Linked DNA regions of Homo sapiens: all the other regions are linked to region 1. The links are chromatin loops, found by intact Hi-C in ENCODE. Cell type or tissue: ascending aorta. All regions are shown on one strand.

Region 1 (2,500 bases):
TTTAGTGATGATCTGGGATGCTCCCACTCACCCATCCAGGCAGGTTATTGCTAGTGTCAAGCCTCTTGCCTTCCATGAAGGCTTTCTGACCTGCCTGAGCTGAGCTTTTCCATCATCCACCACTGTACTCAGCACACTCCTTCATCATTGCCCTCATCACTTTCTCCTGTCATGCCCAGTGTCCCTCCCAGACTATGCCCTCATTGAAGGCAGGAGCCCAGCTCATATTTGTAGCCAGGATATGGTGAAAATACATAACAGCTGGTGCAGTACAGGCACTAACCATCAGAACAGGGTCCTGGAGGCCCTTACAATGCTAGGGGTTTGGAGGGCTCCTGCAAGAGGGGCTGCATGGCCAGTAAGGGGGCTACTCACGGGCTTAGGGCAGAGGTTCTATCAACTGACATGGAAACATTTCAATACTTTAACAACTGGGTTGGCTGTACCAGTGCATACTGAGTGATTATACACTTGGATTAATGAATTCCTAATAATAATAATGTTTACCAAGCACTGTGCTAGACATAGTACATGCATTATTTAGCACATTTATAAAGTTCTGAAAGTAGATATCATTATCTTCATTTACATTTAACCTACTTAAAGCTCCAATGTGGGGTCATGGGGCTAGATTGCCTGGCTCCTCTTCTCACTGCTGTGTGACCTTTGGAAAGTCATCTCACCTCTAGGTGAAATGGGAAATCCATATTTTAGTTTGCTTATATAGGCAAGTTATTTAACCTCTTTGTGCCTCAGTCTCCTGTGAAAAATGGGAATAATAAAAATAACTAAATTGCTTAGTACAGTTCCTAGCACCATATAAACACTTATAATTCTTAGTTATTGTTGTTATTATGGTTATTGTTATCACACCAGTGCCTAGCACAGTTCTGAACACATAGTAGGTACACTCTTAGTACTTGTTGAATTTTTAATGCTTTTTCTGCTGTACCACATAATAGGTGCTTAATAAATGTCTGATGACTTGCAAGTTGCACATTATCACTGTCATTATCAGGATTTTCTTTGATCCTGAGCCAACGAAATGGAACCTTTAGAACTCATGTCTGGAGGGCCCGAGTTCGTATGATCAGGAAACTTCACCTCCACCTACCAAAAAAAGCAGGACGATAGCATATTCTTTTAAGATTTAGCAAGCAGGAACTGAGTTAGAATTTGCCATCATCCATCTCTGAGATTTTGTCAGTTGAAAAGAGAAGTTCGCAGCATGATCAGAAACAGTAGGGTTGTCAGAAGAACAGAGGAACCAACTGCTCTGGAAGAAAAGGCCAGAGCACCTCCCACAGGTCTGTTCTGTCTTTTCACCCCTCTGCTGGGCACAGGCAGATTAGTACAAGGAGCTTTGGGCTCTGCTGTTTCCACAGCTGTCTGAGGTCACTCAGGCGCTATCTGGGCTCAAGCCTGTGGATTCCTGTCGCACAGGCTGCTCTGCCCACTGCTGTTGACACTATTTACGCCCTTGTTTACACAACTAATTGAAGGCTAAGTATTATTATCAGATGATTAAAGATCTTAACTTGCCTTAAATTACGTCTAGTCTGTGCAAACCCACTACAGATTATGCACACGGTAGCTATGTGAGAAGTAACAATTAGTAAGAAGGGAGTTGGTGAAAGAAAAATAAGTTATTTGCACTGTCCCTACCTTTCAATATTAGGACATTTTCAATTGGTGGGGGGTGAGGGGCAGTGTCAAAATTGCTTATGCAATCAAATAGTCATTTGTATGACATACTAAATATTTAGGGGGAAAAGATCTATAAAAATACATTATTAGCACTTTATGTAAGTGATACTCCTTTTTTTCTTCTGAGAACAGACAAATCCACTTTTTTTTTTTTTTTTTTTTTTTTTGAGACAGAATCTCACTCTGTTGCCCAGGCTGGAGTGCAGTGGTGTGATCATGGCTCACTGAAACTTCCGCCTCTCAGTCTTCCAAGTAGCTGGGACAACAGGCGCATGCCACCACAATGGCTAATTTTTGTATTTTTAGTAGAGATGGGGTTTCACCATGTTTGCTACGCTGGTCTCAAACTCCTGACCTCAATTGATCCACCTGCCTCGGCCTTCCAAAGTGCTGGGATTACAGGTATGAGCCACTGCACCTGGCCCAAATCCACTTTTTAATTTGTTCCTTTTTTCTCTCACTATTCTGGATATTGTACATCTTTTTTTTTTTTTCTCTTGGCTGCTTGATTTTCTTTTTCATTTTTCTTTTTTTTAATTTTAATTTTAATTTTTTTTTTTTGAGACAGAGCCCTGCTCCATCGCCCAGGCTGGAGTGCAGTGGCACAATCTCGGCTCACTGCAGCCTCCACCTCCCGGGTTCAAGCAATTCTCCTGCCTCAGCCTCCCGAGTAGCTGGGACTACAGGCGTGCGCCACCATGCCTGGCTAATTTTTGTATTTTTAGTAGAGACAGGGTTTCACCATGTTGGCCAGGATGGTCTTGATCTCTTGACCTTGTGATCCGCCCGCCTC
Region 2 (2,500 bases), 560 kb after region 1:
CTTGTGTACCCGACTACAATTCTGAAGATACTCAGTATGGTTGCCTGAGACTTCTCCTGGTCAGCTCTTCCCAATATTCTTTTCTCCTCCCTCCCTGACACCCTCCCCTTAACACCTCCCCACTCTGCCACCCCCATATCACTTGCTGGAACACCTATTTCCTCATCTTATTTGAAAAAATGTATTATATTGTCAAATAAATCAAACTGTTCAGGAGGTGTAGCAGAAAAAGCCCTTTGTCCCCATACAGAAGGCACTTATAAAAATCTCACCCATTATCTTCCAGGTAATTTTTCCTTTAAATACTTTTCTTTCATGGAGAACATTCCAAGTGACAGTAAAAACAGAAATAGTTCATTTGGAAGACACAATATAACAGTATTTTCTTAGGGTATTAAATAATGATCCTCTAATTGCTGAACTTAAATCACACAAAAATGCTAGACATAAAAGTCACCTTTTAAAAGGAAGCTTTGCACATACCTCATTTTCCCCCAAATAGCCACCTCTATGATTCCTTTGTGTTGTAGAAAAACCTGTCATTTACAAAGTGCTTTTGTATACATTTTCTCACTTGGTCATTATGTGTTAAGGCAGGCTAGAGCACAAATCTTAGCTCACTGTAGCTTCAAATTTGTGGGCTCAAGTGATCCTCCCACCTCAGCCTCCCGAGTAGCTGAGACTACAGGTACACACCACCACGTCCAGTTAATTTTTTATTTTTTAAAATTTTTTGTAGAGATGAGGTCTCTCTGTGTTGCCCAGGCTGGTCTCAAACGATCCGCCTGCCTCGACCTCCCATAGTGCTGGGATTACAGGCGTGAGCCCCTATGCCCAGCCGCTCATTTTCTAAATGAAGATGCTCAGAGAGGTTGGGTGAGTTGGCCAAGGACACCCAGCTCCCTGCAGCTCGGGTTTGCTTGCTCCTGGTTCTGTGCATGTTCTCAGCTCCCTGCTGTGTTTCATTGCTTAAAACAAAACAGAAAACAGTGTATTACCCTTGGCACTACTTTGTGGCTAGGTTATACTTGGCTTAGCTTTGCACCTAGGCACCCTTTGAAATGTGATTCTGAGCTAGGAAAAAGGCTATTTTAATACATCCAAATGAGGCTTAGTTGAATTTTCCCTCCTATGTGCCTGTGACTAAGAGAACACGATGTCTCGAGTAGTTGTTCCTTTAGTACTCTAGTGTTTGTTTTGCTTTTTATTTTGCTGAAGTCATGAAGTGAGAATTAATTTCCTTTCGAAATACACTGGAAATGTATAGTAACCATTTAGGAAAGCTAGTTTGGTTAAAAAACATTTTTAAAATATGATAAGTATAGAGAGCTTCCTGTATGTTTTGAGTTAGAGGTAGCTAGTATTCCTCAATAGAAAACACTGGAAAACAAAAGCATCTTCCATAGAAAATATCAGAAAAGCAAAACAATCTTCCTGCTTCTGTCATGGAGGTGAGACTGCCTCAGTGCTGGGGAACTACCATACAAGACACCTCCATGAACACAAACCCTGGAACTCAGAGACAGAGGACGGCGCTCATCTGCAACAGCAGTCTAATCCTCAAGAAATGCGTGGCTAACAACGTGAAACCCCATCTCTACTAAACACACACACACACACACACACAATTAGCCGGGCGTGGTTGCGGGCACCTGTAGTCCCAGCTACTCGGGAGGCTGAGGCAGGAGAATGGCATGAACCCAGGAAGCGGAGCTTGCAGTGAGCTGAGATAGTGCCACTGCACTCCAGCCTGGGCGACAGAGCGAGACTCCATCTCAAAAAACAAAAAATAAAACAAACAAACAAACAAAACACACCCCACAACAACTGCGGATGTGAAATCACCAAGACATTTGTGTAGCACTCATTAAAGAGGGCAACACTAGGCGTGGTGGCTCGCGCCTGTAATCCCAGCACTTTGGGAGGCCAAAGTGGGCAGATCACCTGAGGTCAGGAGTTTGAGACCAGCCTGGCCAACATGGCGAAACCTCGTCTCTACTAAAAATAGAAAAATTAGCTGGGTGTGGTGGTGCGCAGCTATAATCCCAGCTACTAGGGAGGCTGAGGCAGGAGAATCGCTTGAACCTGGGAGGTGGAGGTTGTAGTGAGCCAAGATCACACCACTGCACTCCAGCCTAGACAACAAAGTGAGAGTCCGTCTCAAGAAAAAAAAAAAAGAGGACAACAGTGTTTCCTAACAGGATTAGCCTCCTCGTAGAGATATTTCCTGGCTCCAAATAGCTCTGAAGTGTTTTAAAACGGGGAAAGTTAGTGACCAATTCTGACAAAGTCAAAATCATAAATGATGCTATGCTTAGTAATTAAGATTTGACCAGGTTATTTTTTAGGTTTTCCAAAGATTAGACTCCTGAACCACAGCATTAAATCAATGGAGTTTCCAGCAAATGAGGGTGAGAATTTTGACAGGGCTCGGATTCACCTTGACCTCCTCAGGGTCACTGAGCACTGGGGTCACTGAGCACTAAATTGAGAGTCTGAG
Region 3 (2,500 bases), 170 kb after region 1:
TCCCAGCTACTTGGGAGGCAGAGGCAGGAGAATCACTTGAACCCAGAAGGCGGAGGTTACAGTGAGGCGAGATCCCGCCACTGCACTCCAGCCTGGGCGATAGAGCGAGACTCTGTCTCAAAAAAAAGAAAAGAAAAGAAAAGAAAGAATGGCTTTATTATATACTTCTACAGATGGAGAAACTGAGGCACAGATTACAATACACAGGTGCTAAGAGGAGGCCCAGTTTGGAAACCAAAGCTTCTCATTCCAAGCCCAGGCCTTTTCCAAAACATGTAGTGATCACTTAACCCTACTCCCCTTATTCTGTAAATGATAATGTTCCATCCCCAGAGGCTAGGTGGCTTGTCAGCGCTGCACAGATCCTTAGCAGCATGGCTGATGTTTATCCCTTCACAAGGAATGAAGGTGAGCAGGGGTTTGACTCAGGGTGTTGCATGCATATCTACATGCCACAGCGTTTTAATATTGATTCTACCTTCTGAGAAAAATACAACTTTAATATCACACATCTAGATGTCCCCCCCCCCTTGAAGTAAACTTTGTGCATAAAAATCCTTATGTGTATACACTACAAATTAGGAGTTATCCACTTCGTAACACGGACCAAGTATTCACCATAAAATTCTCTTAAATGGCAAGTCTCTCTGTAGTCGTTTATTACAATTCAATTTATACACAAGCTTTCAGGAATGCACATATTTTATAAAGCAAAATACACATATAATGCGAAATGTCACACCAGTTTTAAGCCAGTAAAGTTTAAGGATTATCTTTAGGAGGACAGAAATAATTTGTTCTATGAGTTAATCTAGAATGCAGCAAGTTTCTCTTTGCATCTCCTTCTTCTCCTCTAAAGTCCAATCCAGAAAACAGGGGATTAGAATGTAATATGAGCAATTTCTGTTAAGTTAAAATAACTTTTTGTTTTTGGGGAGGCTGAAGCCAGAGGAGGCCGGGCTTGAGCCCGGGAGGTCGAGGTTGCAGTGAGCCATGATCGCACCACTGCACTCCAGCCTGGGCGACAGAGCGAGACCCTGGCTCCAAAAAATTAAAGTAAGAATTGTTGATGGGTAAACTCTGGAACAGCACGCCAGAGACCTTAAAGAATGAGACCCTCCCACTGGAGTCCCCTGGGCACGGGCTTTCGGGAAGATCGGTCAGCTCGGAGCTGCCTGGTTCTATGGCCCAAGCACTGTGATGTATTTCCCCTAACTCAGAGGGGCCAAACGAAGATGGACGTGAAGGGCGGGCCTCCCCACGACCCTTCCAGCTCCGAGCCCGTGGGAGGCCCGCTTCCCAGTGGCCGGGGCGACCTGGGCTCCCCGCTCCTCCGCCCCGCCGGTCCGCCACCCCCGCCCGGCCGGCCCGGCGCTGCCTCCTCTATACTCACTGGGGGCTGCCGCCCGCGGGTTTGGCCGCCGCCGCCTCTGTCCCCTCCATCCCTCGGAGAGGCCAGGCCCTCTCCAGCCCCTTCTCCCTCCCAGGCCAGCTGCTGGGTTCGGGGAGGGACTTCCAGCCCCGAATCCGGGGCCGGAGGGAGTGCGGCCCGCAGGCCTCGCCCCTCGGGGCGCGGCCGACTGGGGGTCCGGGACGGCGCCGAGGCCGGGCCAGCTCCCGGCTCTGCTGGCAGCCCCCGGGCCCCGGGTGGGTCTGGCCGGCGCAGCGCCCCACGGGCCGCACTCCCTCCCGGCGAGAGGACGGGAAGCGGGGTCGGGCAGGGAGGGCGCTGGCAGGGAAGGAAGTGGCATCAGCTGTCCGTTCACGGCTTTGCCGTGGAGGGGAAGAGCGGCCAAGCCCGCGCCTTCCCGGCCCGCGCTGGGCAGAGGGAGCCGAGCGCGGAGAGGTGGGGCCGCGGGAGGGGCTGGAGGAGCCGGGCCTCGGCCTCCCACCCCGCCCGGAGCCCCGCGGGGCCGCCTCTCCTGAGCCGCGGCCCAGGGAGCGAGTGTCCCCGGCCGTCAGAGGCGCGGGATGGAAGTCCAGGGCGGCCCCGAGCTTGGGGACGACGGGGCGGCCGCCAGCCTCGCAGGGCGGTGGCCCCTTCCCCGCGGGAAAGCGGGCGCAAGAGCGGAGGCGCGCGGGGCGCACGGAGGCCGGGGAGCGCGGGCAGGAGCTGGGGGCGCACCACGTTCTCGGCGGGCTCCGCGCGCCGCTGGTAACCCTACACCCAGGGCTCGCCTTTCGGGGTGGAAGCTGAGGAATGCCTTTTGTGTGGACAAGTTTTCCAGAGGAGCCGGCCGCCCTCTCTGTGGGGCCGTCCATCGCTCCGTAGAGCCGTTTCCTCCGAGGTCAAGGTCGTTGGTTCCCGCTCTCCAGAGGCGTGAGGGAAACCCGGAGGGAACGCGCTCCGCGCATCCCGTCTGCCGCGGTGCCGGAATTGCCCGCCGCCGCCTTGGGTGGGGACCGGTTCTCAGGGTCCTGGGGGCTCTCGAGCAGATCACTTTCCCCAGCGCGGGACGGGGGTCGCAACCAGGGGCATTCCCTGCAGCCGCGGCCCAAA

Evidence for each region. Hi-C counts contacts between places; a loop is a spot of excess contacts. Peaks named below come from ENCODE experiments on the same cell type or tissue, not always from the same donor. Only the 100,000 strongest peaks of a DNase experiment are listed, where the experiment ranks them.
Region 2: a loop joins it to region 1, with 4 times the contacts of the local background. A loop is called at or near these places in 10 of 110 quality-filtered maps.
Region 3: a loop joins it to region 1, with 2.1 times the contacts of the local background. A loop is called at or near these places in 6 of 110 quality-filtered maps.

What each region holds. Positions count from the first base shown.
Region 1 is chr1:181,083,261-181,085,760 of GRCh38, reverse strand. No RefSeq gene overlaps it. Among named protein-coding and RNA genes, the nearest start is that of IER5, 4.2 kb to the left of the region's middle. In ascending aorta, a CTCF peak has its summit at 1,308; a DNase peak (open chromatin) is centred at 1,340.
Region 2 is chr1:180,527,630-180,530,129 of GRCh38, reverse strand. No RefSeq gene overlaps it. Among named protein-coding and RNA genes, the nearest start is that of ACBD6, 26 kb to the right of the region's middle. In ascending aorta, no CTCF peak of the experiment used is centred here; a DNase peak (open chromatin) is centred at 959; H3K27ac peaks cover 2,255 bases.
Region 3 is chr1:180,912,187-180,914,686 of GRCh38, reverse strand. KIAA1614 reads right to left here and starts at 1,790. Exons shown (of 9, transcript NM_020950.2): 1 at 1,394-1,790. The coding sequence starts at 1,443. It overlaps LINC02816 (long intergenic non-protein coding RNA 2816), which reads right to left. Exons shown (of 4, transcript NR_185877.1): 4 at 631-2,500. RefSeq lists a silencer at 1,695-1,994. In ascending aorta, no CTCF peak of the experiment used is centred here; DNase peaks (open chromatin) are centred at 1,469, 1,766 and 2,326; H3K4me3 peaks cover 2,239 bases; H3K27ac peaks cover 1,722 bases.